Regions from separate parts of the Mus musculus genome. Here region 2 is linked to region 1. Evidence: chromatin loops called from intact Hi-C (ENCODE). Cell type or tissue: heart. All regions are shown on one strand. Links, peaks and the distances in the headings refer to the core of each region. The heading gives the core; the rest is flanking DNA. Region 1 has its middle 38 kb from the start of Gm32383. Region 2 overlaps Gm41289 (predicted gene, 41289).

Region 1 (7,010 bases), core at 2,883-5,382:
GTTGCCGTCTCCAGATAGCACATAGATGCACTGTCTTTTAAGCATAAGATCTGAGGCTAGAGAGAAACCAGCTACAGACCCACCATGCCTCCACCGCACCAGAGGCAAAAATCCCTTGCCCAAGAAGATAAAGCCAGTGAACTCGCTGTGTTAAAATGCATTTGGTCACTCTGTTCCTTTGCTAAAACACCATCATAGTACAGCTTGAAGTATTCCACAGATATAGCCAAAGGACATGCTAGGGTAAAAGCCATGCAAGGTACTCGGTTTTAAAGTCAGCAAATGAGAGCCAGCTGGAGCCCTGTCATCTGAGATTGTTGTCCACTGACTTTTTCTTAAACCCAGCTGTGGCCAAGTTGGCTCTGAAAGGACCAGAGTTACATAAGGGGACCAGTGTGCTGAGAGAGAAGAGACCACGGAGGTAAAACGAGGCAGTCCCAGCCTGCATGCTGCATAGCCACCCAAAGCAAGTGTTCCTGGCTCTGCTAGGCTGCAGCTGCTGAGCAAGTCAAATCAGAGAAAGGAGCTCAGTGAATAAGGAAGACAGAAGTGAAAGGCGAGGCCGCAGCCAAGAGTCTCCAGATAACGCTGGGACATTAGGGAGCAAAGGAATTTATGACCTAGAGAATATACTTAGCTGGGCCTTTCTCACATCGCTACAATCACAGTTAAAATTATCTGGGCTCGAATAAAAGAATGCTCTGTCCCAGTCATTATTCATGTTTCTCCTAAAGGCACAAATTCCAGCATAGGCAATTTCACTGGGAACCAAACTATTTATTTACAAGAGGCTTTGCTTACCACCACTGCATCAGACAAGAAGAAATCCGCTCACATAGGATCCAGACCTGGCTTCCTCTGGCCTATGTCTGGGTGGGAAGAGGGGCTCTGCCATTATGGTGATATAAATAACAATATAAATGAGCACCATTAGAAAGCCTCAGCAAGGCCAAGGGCAGGGGCAGTACCATCCCAGAGGAAAGACATAACCCAGGATGAAGACTCCTGACCCTGCACACTCTGGAACTTACCCCAATTTGGAGATTACATCATTCTGTGCCTCAGTTTCCACACTCCTGCAGGTGATATGACACTGGTAAATTCAGAGATGCTGAGAGGGAAAAATCTGTTGGCAGTTATCCATGCTGAGTGTGGAGGAGATGGGTAACAAGAACACCTCATCCCCCAGATGAGGGACCCTTTATGTGCAGACCTCTGAAGTCTATGATGCAGAAGATGACCAAGAGGCAAGACAAAAAAGGAAGCTTCCTGAAGGAGGAGAGTGAGCTCTTGCCCCCACCTATCACCCTGGCTCTTTCTCAGGGTCAGTGAAGGACCCAGCTGTGGCATCCATTGTCCTCCCTGGAAAAGTGGGTCAGGTAATCCCTCAAAGTGGACTGTCCTGCAGACCCCAAACACTCTCAGTGAGTGACACAGGAGCTGGGCAAGAGCACACTCGTGTCTGTCATCATAGGTGAGCAGGCTTTTGGCTGCTAGGTTCCACGCTCAAAGTGTGCTCCACACAGTAATGCCAGCTCACCCCTACGCTTCTAAGGGAGAGGAGTCTTTCCCCATAACTCCCTTGTATGGTCCCTTGGCTGCACCAAGTCCTCGCTGGTATATACATGGCCCTGGCTCCCTGGAAATGCCACTGTGTACTCATACCTGGGTTTCACACCTCCCTCCCATCCTCTATGAGAACCTTTTTGATCTGGCCTGTGCTAGATATGTGTCTTTGAGCTGCTTGTCCAAGCTTCTCCCTAACAGAATCGGGCCTCCTCCTGAGAAATCACTGACCAACCTCATCCCAGATGCAGACTAGATCTTGATAAGATAGACAATGTTGCTGGGTCCCTGTGGCCCCTCAATGGCGCTGGTGAACTGGTGAAAGGCAAGGGGTCTGGTTCTCACCAGCCATGTGGGAATATAAGTAATGGGGCTAAGAAGTCGCCCTCCTCACACTTGCTCTGGCCTACTCCCAGGGAGAGCGCATAGGTGTGCCCTCTTCCCTGAGGAAGGAGCCTGGTTCTTTAAGTTACCAATTTATGCACCTTTTATTTGAACCAGAAGTCAACTTCTATGGAGTCAAGCCACTGACACGCAAGGTTTTATTTAGCTCATAAGCCATAGTTACTGCCCCCACACCCCCCAAGAATCTAATCACATACACTAGAAGATCATATAGAAAAAGGTGTCTGGTTTTAATTAAAGGGATCTGTCCAACTTCATTCTGTGTGGCCATACTACAGTGATTCACCTTCAAAGTCTGAAGGGATCTCTGGTCAGTCCACCTTCTCCTTGACTAAACCGACAAACTTGTTCTACAAGAAGTTACAAAGCCAAGATTGCTCCACACATATGCCCCATCCCTGGGTCCAAAGCTGTGGCCTCCAGGATCCATTCAGTAAAGCCTTGAGCATCTTCCTGCTGGCCCCAGAGTTGTGTATCTTAGTCTACTTCCTGTGATTATAACAAAATGCCACCTGGTGAGTAACTTACAGAGTGGTTCACTTTGCCTCACTATTGCAGAGACTGGGACATCCCAGAGCGAGTTGCTGATGTGGTCAGTGGTGAGGTGAAGGCAGGCAAGAGAAACGTAGAAGCTGAACTTGCTTCCATAGCAACCTGCTCCTATGATAATGAACCATCTCAAATCTTCTCAAACTACCTGTGAGTAAAGACCAGGATTTTACTTCTAGTCTGTCACAGACTGATACATTTGTGAAAAATTAATCACCAAAAGTTACTAGAATAGTTAGTGAAAAGGGGAAAGCCAGGTGAAATAGACATCTGCACATTTTATCACGAGGTTTGGCAGATGTAAAATCGCCCCACCTGAGGTTTCTAATCGCTCTCCATTTTGCAAACACTACGTGGCATAAAGTGACGTAGGGGTTACTCTGGGACTGACCCAGCTCATATCCACATTCAGCAAATACCACCTAGGGTAAAAGTCTGACTGCTCCCAGTCAGACCAACCCCATTGTCCCATTGCTGGCTCTTGTGATAGAATACTGTGAAATGGTAGAGAGCCAAGCATGCTGGTGAATGCCTATAATCTCAACCTGTGGGAGGTAGAGACAGGAAGGTCATCTTGCTACACTCTGAGTCTGAGGCCAGCTTGAGCTATATTATACAATATAGCTCAAAAAAACCAAACCAAAAAGAAAAGGTAGAAAATAATTAGCTTACTGAACCTTACTTAAAAGTTTATGAACCTACCCCAGGCCATTTAGGGGACCTTACCCATTCATCCCAGGCTCTCTATCCCCTCAGGGGTATGTCAGCCTACATGTTGCTCCAGCAAGAGTGAAGATTACATCAGGAACAGCTAACATAGCAGGTCCCTGAAATACCATAATAAGCCACAGCAAACAGTGGCTTTGATACCCCAGGGTTGGGGAACACCTGTGGGGGGGTGGAGTTATTCTCAGAGGCAAAGCAGAGATAATGGGTGGAAGAACTCAGCAAAGTGGAACTGGGAGGGACAGCATTTGGGATGCAAATAAATAAAACAATTAATACAGAATTTGTTAAACAACAGACATAGATTCTCGTTTTGCTTACATCCACCACACTAATGAAGAGTACTCAGTATCAGGCCGCTCCCAAAACTGAGCACCAGAGGACCATTAGCTACAGAGAAACAGCCATTAAGTCTCCACAAAAAGTATCCCCACCTATCTAGGCTGAGGGAGTCCCAGTGGCTCATGGGAGGATCGTTGGGACTCAGTGCTCGCCATGGAGATAGCATTGGTCTTCCTCTTCATACTCTTGCCTGAAGCATATACACAAGGGATTGGGATATCTTGGAAAGTGGGCAGAGTCCCAGAAGTTTTAAGTAGAAAACCTCTCCCATGACTAAAGCTATTTTATAAGACCCTCAAATTTCTCAGAGCATCAACATGTAGCCAGCATTCAAAACACTTTAGAATGAGTAGATGAAGCCAGCTAGGAATGAATGCTGGTGCCTCTCAAGTTGAACATCTCAGACAGTACAGCATTAAGTCCCTGGTGGTCAGGGGCAGTCCAAGGCCTCAATAACCCATATAATTCTTTCCTGACAGTTATTAAAGATAGGCATGTCTTATCCAAGACGTTCCTCTAGCTTAAGCCTGACCTTAGTTGGAACAAGTCAGTTTACTGCCACCTACTGGAAAAGTTAAACACACAATGCTGCAGTGTCACTGATGCGAGTAGTTCCCTCAGGCTGGTACCTGGAACAGGTGCCATTTCTGCAAACACGGAAGGCTGTGCAGAATAGCTCTGAGTGATGACGGTAAGACTTTGAGCAGCAGAGGCAAAGCGGGTTCCATTGTAGGAGGGGGCTCCCACATGTACCTCATGATGGAGAAAAGTCAAGGTGAGGCAGGAATACAGGCTTTCTCCAGCTTTGGGGGAACAGACAGGTCTTGCTCACAAGACTCGTGGTCTGAGAAAGGCTTTTCTATGGAAGACAGTGTGAGAGAGTGATGAGGGTCTTAGGAGGCTTCTCATGCTGCAGTAGAAAGCGCTGTACCCATGCACATACAAGCAAGTTTAGACTCTGGGTATTTAGAGAGAGAGAGCAATAGAGAGTAAGAACAGGAAGTTGGGAGGGGAAATGGGGGGGGAGTTAGAGGAGGGCTGAGAGGGCAAGGGATGGATAGTGGATTTGATCCAAACACACAGTATGCATGTGTGAATATTATATAAAATATTGTTTAAATAAAACATTAATTTTTTTTAAATAAATGTCTCTTTTCTCCCTATTTTCTGAGCCTTCCATGCTTGAGCGCCCATGAGGACGGGTCCCAAAGGTCACACTTCATTTCCTTGGTAATGCCTTTTGTGGTTGGATTGTAAACATGGACAAGAGCCACAAGAAAGAATATTTGCATAGGATGGTGCACACACAGCCTGGGGGATGCCCTGGTGGGTAAAATAAATCCTTCCCGATGGGGCTGTGGAAAAGAAACTACCAGACGCTATGATGGTTTGAATGAAACTGACTCCGTAGGCTCATAGGGAGTAGCACTCTTAGAAGCCATGACCTTGTTGGAGTGAGCATGGCCTTGTTGGAAGAAGTTAGTCACTAGGGTTAAGCTTTGAGCTTCCAAACACTCAAGTCAAGCCCGATGCCACTCTCTCTTCCTGCTGCCTGTTGACCTTGATGTAGAACTCTCAGCTACATCACCAGCACCATGTCTGCTCACATGCTGCCATGACAGTGAACTAAAGTTCAGAACTGTAAGTGAGCTCCAACTAAATGCTCCTTTACACAAGTTGTCATGGTCAGGGTGTCTCTTCACAGCAATAGAACCTCCAGCTGAGACAAACACAGAAGCCAGAAGCCAGGAATGCTCATCAGAGAGGAAAGGGGGAAAGAGATAGTTTAAAAACAAGGCGTTGTATTTCTCCTCGAAGAGTAGTTTTTCCTGTTGACTTTGTGCCTTATATGTCATACAAAAGGCAAGAAATTCTGCTCAATACCTGCTCAGAAAAATAAAAACATTGAAAGTAAGAGTGTTCACATAGCCTGAACATTTTCTTTTCCAATAATCTTCCACTAACATAGCTAGAATAGCCAGCAGAGACACTGGTGTGGGTTTAAGCAAGTGTATCATCTTCTAGGCAGATCCTTGAATTTCTTTAATTTTACATTAGGATATAAAATCATTCATTGTAATGGGTCACTAAATGCACGAAGTCCTTCAGAAGCGCCATCGATGAAAGCACAGCCTAGGCAAAGGGAAATACACTGTGATTTCTGCTCTGGCTGTATTTCCATTTCCTAATAACAATAATGAACTTGAAGCATTGTATTTGCATACAGATAGGTCTAGATTCCTGTTTAGGGGAGGCTATACAGTTAAGCATGTCACTGATGTGCACTTCCCAGCCTCGAAATACAATTTAAAGATCACTTTATGGAGAGTGGAATTACAGCAATGTGTTTAAGCATTGGGGTTAGGGCTTTTCTAAAAATTGTTGGCAACAGGGCCACATTCTCTAGCACATAAAAGTCGAGCACAAGTTCTGAACCCCTACAGCTCAGTGGAGGCAATTCTTTAAATGTCAGCATGGCACCAACTACAGTGTACTGTTACACAGTCCATCTTCCAAGCCTCAACACTGTTCCTCCCTTCATTCTGCCTGTGAACCACAACAAAGACCAGTGTGATATCCCTAAAAGGCACAATGGTGGCAGTTATGTGTGGTGTGTCTTAGATAGGGTTTCTATTGCTGCAACAAAAAATCATGACCAAGAAGCAAGTTGAAAAGGAAAGGGTTTATTAGGCGTACACTTCCACATTGCTGATCATCATTGAAAGAAGTCAGAACAGGAACTCACACAGCAGTAAACCGGAGGCAGGAGCTGACCCAGAGGCCATGGAGGAGTGCTACTTACTGGCTTGCTCCTCGTGGTTTGTTCAGCCTGCTTTCTTACAGAACCCAGGATTACCAGCCCAGGAATAGCACCAACCCACAATGGACTGGGCCCTCCCCCATTGATCACTAACTGAGAAAATACCTTAGAGCTGGATCTCATGGAGATATTTCCTCAAATGAGTCTCCTTCATCTCTGATGACTCTAGCTTGTGTCAAGTTGACACAAAACCAGCCAGTACAACTGACTCCCTGTCAACTTAATTCACAAATATATCACTATTAAGCCACAAGCCTTCCTTTCTTATTCATCCTTAAGATCTCACATTAAAAACATAAGTTTAAAAGTCCCACAGTCTTTGCAAATTCAAACACATTAAAATTTCAGTCCCTTTAAAATTTCCAATCACTTTTTAAATCCAAAGTCTTTTAAAATGTAAACTCTCTCAACTGTGGGCTCCAGTAAAATACTTTCATACTTCAAGGGAGAAAAATCAGGGCACAATCACAAGCAAAGCAAAGCAAAGAAAAAGCAAATCCCAACCATCCAATGTGTAGGATCAACTCATGATCTGGACTCCTCCAAAGGGCTTGGGTCACTTCTCCAGCTCTGCCCTCTGTAGCATACAGCTTGTCTTCAA
Region 2 (7,010 bases), core at 2,606-5,105, 1.1 Mb before region 1:
CCATTCTGTTAGTATATGTCTTTTTATTTAGGAATTGAGTCCATTGATATTAAGAGTTATTAAGGAAAAGTAATTGTTGTTTCCTGTTATTTTTGTTGTTAGAGTGGGATTCTGTTGTTGTGGCTGTCTTCTTTTAGGTTTGTTGAAGGACTACTTTCTTGCTTTTTCTAGGGTATAATTTCCCTCCTTGTGTTGGAGTTTTCCCTTTATTATCATTTGAAGGGCTGGATTCATGTAAAGATACTGTGTGAATTTTGTTTTGTCATAGAATACTTTGGTTTCTCGATCTATGGTAATTGAGAGTTTTGCTAGGTATAGTAGCCTGGGCTGGCATTTGTGTTCCCTTAGGGTCTGTATAACATCTGTCCAGGATCTTCTGGCTTTCATAGTCTCTGGTGAGAAGTCTGGAGTAATTCTAATAGGTCTGCCTTTATATGTTACTTGACCATTTTCCCTTATTACTTTAATATTCTATCTTTATTTAGTGCATCTCTTGTTCTGATTATTATGTGTCGAGAAGAATTTCTTTTCTGGTCCAGTCTATTTTGGAGTTCTGTAGGCTTCTTTTATGTTCATGGGCATCTCTTTCTTTACGTTAGGGAAGTTTTCTTCTATAATTTTGTTGAAGATATTTACTGGCCCTTTAAATTGAAAACCTTCATTCTCATCTATTTCTATTATCTGTAGGTTTGGTCTTCTCATTGTGTCCTGGATTTCCTGGATGTTTTGAGTTAGTATCTTTTTGCATTTTGCATTTTCTTTGATTGTTGTGTCCATGTTTTCTATGGAATCTTCTGCACCTGAGATTCTGTCTTCCATCTCTTATACTCTGTTGTTGATGCTCACATTTATGGTTCCTGACTTCTTTCCTAGAATTTCTATCTCCTGAGTTGTCTCTGTTTGGGTTTTCTTTATTGTTTCTACTTCCATTTTTAGATCTTGGATGGTTTTGTTCAATTCCATTACCTGTTTGGTTGTGTTTCCCTGTAATACTTTAAGGGATTTTTGTGTTTCCTCTTTAAGGACTTCTACCTGTTTAGCAATGTTTTCCTGTAATTCTTTGAGGGAGTTTTATGCTTCCTCTTTAAGGACTTCTACATGTTTAGCAGTGCTCTCGTGTATTTCTTTAAATGAGTTATTAATGCCCTTCTTAAAATCCTCTACCAGCATCACTAGATATGATTTTAATTCCAAATCTTGCTTTTCAGGTGTGTTGGGGTATCCAGGACTCTTTGTGGTGGGAGTATTGGGTTCTGATGATGCCCAGTGGTCTTGATTTTTGTTAGTAAGATTATTACATTTGCCTTTCACGATCCAGTAATCTCTGGTGTTAGATGTTCTAGCTGTCTCTGGCTAGGGATTGTACCTCCTGTGATTATGTTAGCCTCTGTCAGCACTCCTTGGAGTCCAATTCTCTCCTGAGTTCCAGTGGTCAGAGCACTCTCTGCAGGCAAGCTCTCCTCTTGCAGGGAAGGTGCACAGAGGTCTCTAGCTCAGATCTGCCTCCTAGCTGAAGTTGAAGGCCCGATGGGACCCTGTCCAAGAAGTTCTGTTGTTTCTGTGGCCTGAGTGCTCTCCTGGGATGACTCGTCTCTGAGAGACCCGAGATATAAGATGGTGCTCTCACTTGAGTCCCGGGGTCAGAGCCGTCTCTGGAGGCTGACTCTCCTCAGTGACCCTAAGATCCTCGGCATGCCAGAGCTCATGTTGCATGGAGAGTTCTCTGGGGATTATGGGACCATCTGCCGAGTTTGTGCCCAAGGTGGCCCAGGGCTGGCACTGACCAGAAAGACGCCAGTGCCTTCTTGTCCTGGCTACATGCCTTCCTGACTTGTAGTACAAGCTCTTCCTATTGTTCTTCCTTTCGTGACACATGAGAATGACAGTAATATAATTTTATCACTAAAGTACATATAAAGATGACTGAGTCTAAGTGTGCACATTTCACAGAGCCAGACATGTTATAAATGCATAATAACAGACAAATATTGTTAGCTTTTCATTGTTACAATAGATACTTGTAATAATCAATCTACAAAGACTTGTCTGAGGTCCATTGGTCCTATTGTATTGGGGCATGTAGTAGCTAAACACAGTGGAGACACAACTGGAGAACAAAAATCTTTCACCATACAGCAAGAATGAGAAAAGACAAAATTAAAGAATAATAATAAAAAAAGAGAACATGATCTTGAATCCCTTTCAATGACTTAAAACCTACCCAACATATGAAGTCAGCTATAGCAAAAAGACTACCTTTGAGTTACAGATAATGAAACTTAGCTTTGGAGGGGTTGAAAACTTTCCAGGCAGAGAAGAATTCAAACCCCAGCCTCTCCAATAGTCAAGTCCATACATATTTCCACTCTACCTACCTCAATGTATTGTTCATAATAGCAAAAGATTTGAGAAACAAACTAAAAAGTAAAAAAAAATTAATGGTGAAACCAACTCTGAAACTTGTACATGATGAAATACCAGTTAGTATATACATCCCTTGAAATCCAAGTAAACAGACCCTGAAGCTGCTCTGTGATGCAGAAATATAAAGCACCAGCTCCAGAGACTCCCTGCGGCTCATATACAATGCCAACACTGATCAACCCAGAAACTTCTGTCCTGTGGAGCCCTTCCCACTTCAACTCATGTGTTACTGTGGTTCTGAAAATTGAGGTCTCTCGGGGAGAATGACTTCTCTCTCATACTTGTAAGAGGCCAGGTTGGTTGCCTTGTCTGAAATCTCTATGTTACACCCCTTCTCCAGGAATTCTGTGATATCATCCTAGGTGTATTGTCATGTCACAGCACTTACTAGAGCAAATGTAATTCACTGAGCGGCAAATGTCTTTCTTCTATCTTGTGTGTAATGGAACTTAAGCACATTCTCTGTTTCATCATTTGCCCAGTTCCATAGATTGGTACAGTGTGAGTCAGTATTTTGTAGTAACAACAGCTAACGTTCCCTAAGAGTATGTGATGTACTTAGACCTGGATAAAAAAGCATTTTGTGCAGTCTGAAAGACTGAATGAACAGAAAGGCTAATTCAGAAAGTTACTGTTGCCCTCCACAGCATCATACACTGGTCAGAGGGGCAGCAGAAGAAATACAGCTCAGGGTATAGAGGTGAGTCCTGACCCAATAAGCAGGATGTAAAGGAGGGAAGATGGAGCTTGGTTACATAAGCTCCCTAATCCCTTTTTGGCTTCATATGAAAAATGAGTATTAGCATTACCTCATGAAGTTTAGGGCAGGTTTGTACATATATAAATTCTTATGTGCAGGCTACATGTATATTAGTCTCTTAAATATTTCTGGTGAGATAAAGGAAGTGCTCTGAACTCAACAATAGACAGAGAGATCAAATGTCAAAACTATGTGCCCTGCTTTTCTTTTCTCTCTCCATGGTCTCAATAAGTAGCCTACGCTGGTCTCAAATTCCCATTGTCTTGCCTTACCTTCCTGGAAGCTAATATTATAGGCCTTTGCCTAACTAATACATGCCATTTCTACAATCTTACATCAGCGAGAGGGGGGGAAGGAGAGAAGAGAGGGGGGAGAGGGGGGAGAGGGGGGGGAGGGGGAGAGAGGGGAGAGGGGGAGAGAGGGGAGAGAGGGGAGACGGGGGAGAGAGGGGTCGGGGGGAGAGGGGGGAGAGGGGAAAGAGGGAAGAGAGGAGAGAGAGGAGAGAGAGGAGAGAATATGAATGAATGAATGAATGAATGAATGACTCCTGCTCAGCTAGCTCTCTCTTTTTGTGCAATCCAGGACCTCACTGTTCACACGTGGTCAGGCTAGAATCCGCCTAGATTTTATTACTGAGGAGAATCAAATGAATGAATTCACCCCAACCCTTAGGGCAGTACACAAAGGGCTGAATCATTTATTTGTGCTCCGCATTGTGCAATAACATAGACTTTCCACTAGGGGGCAAGCATGGTTCACTCATTTTAAACACTAATAGGGAACAGTGTAGAGATCTGAGCACTTTCTCTTATAAGTCAGACCCACAGCGGCTGCAGTGGAAAACAGGTTTCCAAAACAGTAGACACCAAACAGACCATTATTATCTTTGTAGTTCATGAGCTGAGTTGTATTTTACTTAGAGGTATAATTGGATCCCACACAATTGTGCCTCTCACATTTCAGGTGTGTCTTCCTACCTGAACTAACATGATTCTAGGAAGTCCTTCTAGGTGTGTTCAGAGACTTTCAGTCTTGCACACAATAAACCCCAAGTGGTGAAGAACCTCTCACTTGCTGTTGGGCTTACAGTGTCCAGTGTTGGGAAATATTTTCTTCTAGAACAAAGTGAAGTGATGGGGAAATGTTCAAATTAGTATTTTGAATCTTGTAGCCCATCCCAGAACAATTGTTTTCATAAACAATGCAGCTGCCTTCACATTGGTAGACACCTGTGCCTGCAGCATTGTGTCCTGGACAACTTACATCAAGCAAGAGAAACACAAAGGCATGGCTTACACACACCCATGAAGAAAACCCAAACTCCTGTGAGTTCACCTCTTCGTGCCTATCCATTTAAAGATATTTTATCTTAAAACTAGAGATGTGATGCTTATGGAAACTGACTCACTTGTGCAATTATCTAAGTTGCACACTCTATCAGCTGAGATTTCCAGTGAGCATTCTTTATGTTTGAAAGATGTCAAACTACGCTATTCAAATGCACATGTTGGGCAAATATCTAAATGAACCAGTGAGGCAATAGCACAGAGAGAAATAGCTTAAAAGTTTTGTTTCCTATGTTTCTATGTTGAAGCCTGGGAGTTTGAATGAAAAAATACAATAAAATTTAGGTGTCATAGTTAATACTGATTTTCAATCTGGAGTCACTGAAAATACATGTCGCTAAGCGCGTCTTGAGGGGGTTTCTAGATCAAGCAAATTAAGGATAGAAAGACCCACCCTAAATATGTCTGGAACTATTCTAGGGTAGAGTTCATTCATAACACAAAACCAGCAAGCTAGCTGGATAGCAGCGTCCATCTCTCTCTGCTCCCTAGCTGTTGGTGCACCATGGCCAGCTGCCTTCTGTTCCTTCTCCCGTGCCTTTCTCACTAAGATGGACCATACCCCTGAGTGTGAGTCCTCTCTCCCCTGCTTGCTTCTTAAAAGGTGATTTATCACTTCCCAACAATTAAGAAACCTTTCTTACCAAACTGGAGGTCATATTGGCAAATACGGTCCTTTTATGTGAGTGGCATTTATAATACTGCATGTATTACAGAATGCAAATTTTTAAACAAAATAATTTCTGAAAAATTAAATATTTTTAGAATATAAAGTAATTCTGAATCAAAAAATTAGTAATCTGGTATAATATTCTGTTTTAATAAACCCCAAAACATAGGTAAATAAATATGTAAGCCCCACTCATATAATAAGAGTAATTTTCACTAGTGGAAACACTTAGCTAAATTTAAGTAAATTAACAGCCAACAGTATTCTTACAAGGAGCTATTTTAACATGGCTAGGAGTAGACTTGTACAATGTAAACTGGAGTTGGCTCAGTCTGTCCTGGAGGACCCACACAGACCAGAGTTATGGGTTCTGGGGCACTTGAAAGCCGTGGATAGGAAATCAAAACATAGAGCCTATATACGTCCTAGCTCTGCTGCGTACCGCATCAAGACTCCGATAAGAAGTGACACTTGCCAGTTTTCTTGTGTGTAATGTTTGGGTCATGATGCAGTGCCCTGACAAGAACACACAGAGAAAGGTGTAGTTTCACAAGTGCTCCTGATGCCACTGAGATGGCAAATTAGCAAACATGACGCTTTCTCTCTGGCAGCACTGGATGTCAAACACATGCGTGTTCAGAACCCTCGGAGACACACTTGAGACCGTTTAGCAGTCGGGCCCTGTCCCTATTCCAGCCTTATCTTCTACAACTGTGTAGAAGGCTGGAATCTTGGTAGGCCTGCTTCCTGTCTGTTACCAATCCTATACTCATGTCCTTTCACTTGATGGAACTAAGTGACGGTTCAGACAAAGTCACACCGTTCAACGGACCTCAGGAGGGAAGTAAAGGAAGAGGTACAGAGGCTGGGGAGTAGGGGTGGGGCGTCTCACCTATTTACTAGGGCCATGGCTCATGCGCAGGAGACAACAGGGCAACAATGGGAATTGCCATTGCCAACTCCTTTAGGGGCTGGTTAGGAAGATGCCTGATTGTCAGTATTGTCGTGGGAGTCCCTTTTGGGCTGTCCACAGAGGTGCCTGACTGCTAACACTACTTTGTTCCACACAGTCCAAGTCCGCGTCCTTTCTCTACCTGACTTGTTTTACTTAATGTTACCTCTTACACACTCATCTACACATTGTCACACATATGGCTTTTCTTTCTTTCTTTCTTTCTTTCTTTCTCTCTCTCTCTCTCTCTCTCTCTCTCTCTCTCTCTTTCTTTCTTTCTTTCTTTCTTTAGAAGATGTATAGATTTAGATTCACAGGAAAGTCTGTCAAATCTTCTGGGCCAGGTGGCTGAAGATGCATGCCCCACCAACCACAGAGAAACACTGGGTGAGAGTCAAGGTTGTTAGTAAGTCTCTGCCATTTTTATAGGCTCAGCAACTGCTTGGTCAGCACTTCCTGCTTACTCAGATGAAATTTATCCTTCTCGAGTCTCCAATGGGGTTGAAGACTAGTTGTAGTTTTATCAGTTTATCAGTCACAACCACTTTACTTATCTTCATAGGTAACATTCAGACCACAGGTTTCATTCTCCTAGAGCTACATGTCTGCCTTACAATTTTCCTTGTTACCAGATTCAGAAAAGAGAAACTCAAAAAAGTGGTGTGAAGCATTCAAAGGTTGGAAGACATAAAAACTTAAATTGTGAAGAATTTAAGAATGTATTTTAGGGTGTAGGAAGATGCTTTAAAGCTGGAAAATGCAAGTTAAGAAAGTTGGAGAATGTGAACTCTTAAGTTATAAGAAGGTATTTTAAGGTTGGTAAATGAAAGTTGTGAAGGTTAGAGGATGGAATGCTTA

What was found. Hi-C counts contacts between places; a loop is a spot of excess contacts. Peaks named below come from ENCODE experiments on the same cell type or tissue, not always from the same donor. Only the 100,000 strongest peaks of a DNase experiment are listed, where the experiment ranks them.
Region 2: it touches region 1 in a loop (3-fold over the local background); 3 of 42 quality-filtered maps call a loop at or near these places.

The regions. Positions count from the first base shown.
Region 1 is chr15:31,670,424-31,677,433 of GRCm38, reverse strand. No RefSeq gene overlaps it. Among named protein-coding and RNA genes, the nearest start is that of Gm32383, 38 kb to the right of the region's middle. In heart, for the core only: a CTCF peak has its summit at 4,162 (motif pointing left); no DNase peak of the experiment used is centred there.
Region 2 is chr15:32,763,391-32,770,400 of GRCm38, reverse strand. All of the region lies in intron 1 of Gm41289 (predicted gene, 41289), which reads left to right. Among named protein-coding and RNA genes, the nearest start is that of Gm41289, 6.3 kb to the left of the region's middle. In heart, for the core only: a CTCF peak has its summit at 3,921 (motif pointing right); no DNase peak of the experiment used is centred there.